Regions from separate parts of the Homo sapiens genome. Here region 2 is linked to region 1. The links are chromatin loops, found by intact Hi-C in ENCODE. Cell type or tissue: OCI-LY7. All regions are shown on one strand. Each heading gives the region's core, and the rest is flanking DNA. Links, peaks and the distances in the headings are about the cores only.

Region 1 (2,919 bases), core at 312-2,811:
TTGGCCAGGCTGGTCTCAAACTCCCAACATCAGGTCATCTGCCCACCTCGGCCTCCCAAAATGCTGGGATTACAGGTATGAGCCACCGTGCCTGGCCTAAGAGTTTAATATTTAAAGCTTAGCGCATCCCTCAGTTTCACTTTACTGTCGTTTGTACTGTTAAATTTAAATTCATTTCTTTATATATATGATATATACGATATGCAATTTGTTGTATAATATGATTTCTACCTAGTTACCCTCTATATACAATGAGCTCCAATTAAAAACAGACCAAGACTTGAATGGTTCATTTTTTAAAACCATAAATGGCTCAAATGTATCAAAAGATGTTCAACCCCCATGCATACTAAGAGAAATGCAATTTAAGACCTAGATGTACCAGTTGTTAAGTAGCAAATTGACAAAGATCGGTTTGGAAACAGAAAGCAGCAGTGAGGGTGAGGTTGAGCAGGCCCTGTTACTCTGCTAATGGAGTGTCATGGGCCATAGTTTCTGGAAAGGGACTGGAGATCATGCCACTGCACTCCAGCCTGGGTGACAGAAACTGTCTCAAAAATAAATAAAATTAGGTTGTTCAGACTCAGAAAAAAAAATTATATTAGGAATTTCAACCTATACTACCTTGAATAGATAGTGACCTCAGGGGTTGGCAAACTTTTTCTGTAAAGGACCAGAAAGTAAATATTTCAGGGCCAGGTGCGGTGGCTCATGCCTGTAATCCCAGCACTTTGGGAGGCCGAGGCAGGTGGATCACAAGGTCAGGAGTCTAGGACCAGCCTGGCCAATATGGTGAAATCCTGTCTCTACTAAAAATACAAAAATTAGCCAGGCATGGTGGTGTGCGCCTGTAGTCCCAGCTGTTCAGGAGGCTGAGGCAGGAGAATCGCTTGAACCCTGGAGGTGGAGGTTGCAGTGAGCTGAGATTGTACCACTGCACTTCAGCCTGGGTGACAGAGCGAGACTCCATCTCGAAGAGAAAAAAAAAATTCAGACTTGCAGGTAAATGCATCTCTTTTGCAACTACTCAATTGCCAATTGTTTGCAAAAGTGGCCATAGACAATACACATGGGCACGGCAACATTCCAACAAATCTTTATTTACAAAACCAAGTAGTGGATGGATTTGGCCCATGCTAAGACCTGACCTACAGGAATCAAAGTCTCACGTTTATGTCTAAAATAAGTTAGCATTCTCCCCTGCAATGCAGAAAAAAAATATTTAATGATAGTTATCTCTCCCAAAGGCCACAATGATTTTTCAACATCATATTACTATTTCAACCAAGTATCTGTTGAATATTCTGTAGCCACACTGGCCTTTCTATTCCTTCTACATGTTCCCGTCTCAGGACCTTTGCACTCTCTCCCCCCACATCCTTACATGTCTGGCTTCTTTTTGTAATTCACTTCTCAAGTGATGGGTTTTCCCTGACCAGCCTAGCTCAGTAACCACCCCCACTTCAATCTCTATCACATCACTGCGTTTACATATTTGGAGTCATACATGCTATCTTTAAATGCTCGAATTCTTTGCTAATTTGCATGCAGTTCTGTTTTCTGCTGTGAAAGGTGAGCACTCCAGGTTCAGGCACTTCCTGTGTCTCGTTCATTCAAGCATCCCTAGTGATTGAAACTCGGCTGGCACCTTGTTGTTCTACTTTTTGTTGTTAAAATCTCATCAGCTCTCACAGGCCGGTGCAAACACATAATTCCCCATAAAGCAAAGCTGGCTAAATATCTTAGGCCTGTACCCTACCGATTCACTCACAATCTACAAATATTTACTGGGCACCTACTATGTGCCAGGCACTGTTCTGCACTATGACACATTAGTGAGCACAACCCAAAGATCTCCACCCTTAAGGGGCTTGCATTCTAGCTGAGAGGCTGCAGGAGACAATGCGCAGTAAATATAATACCCAGATTTCTCTGGGAAGGTTTGGGGAGATGTTATTCAAATGAGGCAAAATTGTAGGAGAAATAAGTTCAAGAGATCTATTGTACAACATTGTGTCTCCAGTTAATAACAATGTATTGTATACTTGAAAATTGCCAGGCCGGGTGCTCACACCTGTAATCCCAGCACTTTGGGAGGCCTCGGTCAGAGGATCGCTTGAACCTAGAAGTTCAAGACCAGCATGGGCAACATGGTGAAATTCTGTCTCTGCAAAAGATACAAAAATTAGCCGGGTGTGGCAGCGCATTCCTGTGGTCCCAGCTACTTGGGAGGCTGTGGTGGGAGGTTCACTTGAGCCCGGGAGGTGAGCCAAGATCGTGCCACTGCACTCCACCCAGGGTGACAGAGTGAGACCCTGTCTCAAGAAAGAGGGAAGGGGAGGGGAGGGGAGGGGTTGCTAAATTGCTAGAAGAGTAGATTTTAATGTTCTTCCCACAAAAAAAATATTAAGTTTGAGTAGTAATGCATATGTTAATTAGCCTGATTTGGGCATTCTGCAGCGTATACATATTTCAAGACATCATGTATACCATAAATATATACAATTTTATATACAAATAATATAGAAATACATATTTTGTCAATTTTCAAAACTAAACAAGAAAACTATATAAAATGGTAGAAAGTTACCAGTAATATAGGAAAACTGAAAAAGCAAAGCAGGCTAAGTGGGCTAAGGGACGAGGTGGGCCTCACTGAGCAGAAACTGGAAGCAGGAGAGGGAGTCAGCCACTTGGAGCCTGGGGAAGAACACATAGGTGATATCTACATGGAAGGGCTAGCGCAATAGCTCTCGGGTGAGGGGATGCCTGGCATGTACAAAAAACAGGAAGGAGGCCTCTGTATGGTTACAGCAGAGAGGAGGAGGAAGAGAGTTAAAACAGATGATGTCAGAAAGGTGTGGGAACCAGATTATACAAGGTTTTGGAGGACTTTCACCGTAAGGTTTTTGGATTTAC
Region 2 (2,919 bases), core at 143-2,642, 49 kb after region 1:
AGTATGAAAAATACAAAAATTGGCAGGGCATGGTGGTGGGGGCCTGCAGCTACTCAGGAGGCTGAGGCATGAGAATCACTTGAACCTGGGAGGCAGAAGTTGCAGTGAGCTGAGATCGCGCCACTGCACGCCAGCCTGGGTGACTGAGCAAAACTCCATCTCGAAAAAGAAAAAAGAAAAAAGAGCAGTAGAAGAGCTAGGGACGATTGTTAATAGGGTTCTCCAATTTAGCATTCAAGGGCAGTAAGAAGAGGTAATAATTATCCAATACCTGGAACTGTTAATAATTTGTTACTTTAAGATTAAAAAACTAGTTTAAAATTTCGACACACTAGGGAAAAAAATTCAACACACTATAAAGTGTTCTTATATAAAGATATGTACACATATCATGCCTAAGTAGAATGAACAACAGAGAAGGGATAATTTTTCAAACCCTACTTTAAAGGCAAAAAAGGTACTTAGACTGTGTGTATTTGGGGGCAGAAAGGATATGGAAAATCTCTGTACCTTCTCAATTTTGCTATGAACCGAAACTGCTCTAAAAAATAGTCTATTTTCCAAAAAGATACCTAAAATTATATATATATTTTACAACTGCCGAAGTGCAGAAAGGTGTTATAATTATCTTCCCATTATTTTTAAAAAGCAAATGTTAAAACAAAAGGAAAAAAAGGGATTTATTCATTTATCCAATAAATATTTATTGAACTCCTACACAGAGTCAGGCATTGTTCCCAGTACAGTTGGTAGACAATCCTCAAACGGCTGCCTCTTGAAAGTGCACACCACGATCAGGGTCAACATATTCAACAGATGAATGTATATTATATGCCTGGCATGGTTCTAAAAATCACAGGTAAAAAAAATTACATACAGTCGGCCGGGCGCGGTGGCTCACGCCTGTAATCCCAGCACTTTGGGAGGCCGACGTGGGCAGATCACGAGGTCAGGAAATCGAGACCATCCTGGCTAACACAGTGAAACCCTGTCTCTACTAAAAATACAAAAAAATTAGCCGGGCGTGGTGGCGGGCGCCTGTAGTCCCAGCTACTCCGGAGGCTGAGGCTGGAGAATGGCGTCAACCCGGGAGGCGGAGCTTGCAGTGAGCAGAGATCGTGCGACCCACTGCACTCCAGCCTGGGCGACAGAGTGAGACTCCGTCTCAAAAAAAAAAAAAAAAGACATACAATCAACACAGGTGGCTCTTTTTTTTTTTTTTTTTTGAGACAGAGTCGCTCTGTCGCCCAGGGCGGAGTGCAATGGCGCCATCTCGGCTCACTGCAACCTCCGCCTCCCGGGTTCAAGCGATTCTCCGCCTCAGCCTCCCGAGTAGCTGGGATTACCTGCGTGGACCACCACGCCCGGCTAATTTTTGTATTTTTAGTAGAGATGGGGTTTCACCATCTTGGTCCGGCTGGTCTCAAACTCCTGATGTCGTGATCTGCCCGCCTTGGCCTCCCAAAGTTCTGGGATTACAGGCGTCAGCCACCCACCGCGCCCAGCCCACATGTGGCTTCTTACTATGCTAACCAATATGCATTATTCAGGTTTCTCTGTTCTCTTTCTTGTACATACTTCATTTCTCATTAGCACCAGAGCAAATAAATAAAGACAGAGAGGATACTAGGAGGCAGCAAAACCAGGTTCTGTCACTGAATAATTTGTTAGCTGCAAAGAGAATAATTACGAGGAAGGCTTAATTTTCCAATGGATTTATTCATACTTCACACTAATAAGCAAGCTAATAAAAAGCTGAACTAACACTTCAGTAACCTGTCACTTCCCTCAGTAAGTAGGCAAGAAAAAAAAAACATTCAAATGTAAGCAACTCTTGCTTTGCCATTTCTCCAACAACCAGCCACAACTTCAACAAGTCAGTGAACATATTTACCTTACTAACACTGCCTTTTTAACAAGTCTTGAGTAAATGTATTTTGGTTAATTTTACATACAAACATTTTTCTTTTGACTCTGATGTTACAAGCTAGAGGTAAAACCTACTTTCTATGCTTCCACGTAGATATCTTTCAATGTATATAATGTAACTTACAACAGATTCAGACTGGTGTCTTGTGCACACCATAGTTGTTCAATAAAAATTTTGAAAATTGATTAAAAGGCAATGTTATGAAGAGCTATGTTATGAAGAGTTGTAAACTATTTTATTAGAACCCAATCACTTCAAAATGGCCATGTAAGCCTGGGCGAGGTAGCTCGCGCCTGTAATCCCAGCACTTTGGGAGGCCGAGGCGGGCAGATCACTTGAGGTCAGGAGTTCGAGACCAGCCTGGCCAACATGGTGAAACCCCATCTCTACTAAAAATAGAAAAAATTAGCCAGGTGTGATAATGCACACCTGTAGTCCCAGCTACTCAGGAGGCTAAGGCAAGAGAATCACTAGAACCTGGGAAGTGAAAGTTGCAGTGAGCCAAGATCGTGACAGTGCACTCCAGCCTGGGCAACAAGAGCGAAGCTTTGTCTCAAAAAAAAAAAAAAAAAGAAAGTTTATTTCTATGGAGGGGTTAAAGAAAAAGTAAAAAAGAAAGAGGAAGAGAAAGGTTTTACTCCCTCTACAAAGCAGGATGTGGCTTAGGAGCAGGTCTTCAGTGTAAAATGCACATTAGAAACCTGTAGTTTCTAAAAGCCTATATTGATTTTAACCTGAAGTCCTAAAATGTATGTAAAATCTGATAGTATTTGTGAAGGTCCCTGAAAGCTGCAACCACCTGTTACAAATAATTCATGGCCACCCAAACCATAGCTCTTTCTCCATCTAGAAGAATAATTCTGCCAAGTTTGGCTTGAGCGCCCCATCATTATCTCATTATACATGTGCATGATTCCAAAGCCACCATTCAAGGAAAACCCTTAATCACTGCCCTCCGCTGGGCTACCCAATGTACCGCACATCACCAA

What was found. Peaks named below come from ENCODE experiments on the same cell type or tissue, not always from the same donor. Only the 100,000 strongest peaks of a DNase experiment are listed, where the experiment ranks them.
Region 2: it touches region 1 in a loop (4-fold over the local background); 22 of 110 quality-filtered maps call a loop at or near these places.

What each region holds. Positions count from the first base shown.
Region 1 is chr9:129,987,704-129,990,622 of GRCh38, forward strand. The region is part of intron 2 of FNBP1 (formin binding protein 1); the gene reads right to left. Among named protein-coding and RNA genes, the nearest start is that of FNBP1, 54 kb to the right of the region's middle. RefSeq lists an enhancer at 1,268-1,317 and a silencer at 2,067-2,361. In OCI-LY7, for the core only: no CTCF peak of the experiment used is centred there; DNase peaks (open chromatin) are centred at 1,548 and 2,788; H3K4me3 peaks cover 2,399 bases; H3K27ac peaks cover 2,500 bases.
Region 2 is chr9:130,037,192-130,040,110 of GRCh38, forward strand. The region is part of intron 1 of FNBP1 (formin binding protein 1); the gene reads right to left. Among named protein-coding and RNA genes, the nearest start is that of FNBP1, 4.5 kb to the right of the region's middle. RefSeq lists an enhancer at 2,238-2,357. In OCI-LY7, for the core only: CTCF peaks have their summits at 1,298 and 1,500; DNase peaks (open chromatin) are centred at 1,182, 1,510 and 2,500; H3K4me3 peaks cover 2,500 bases; H3K27ac peaks cover 2,500 bases.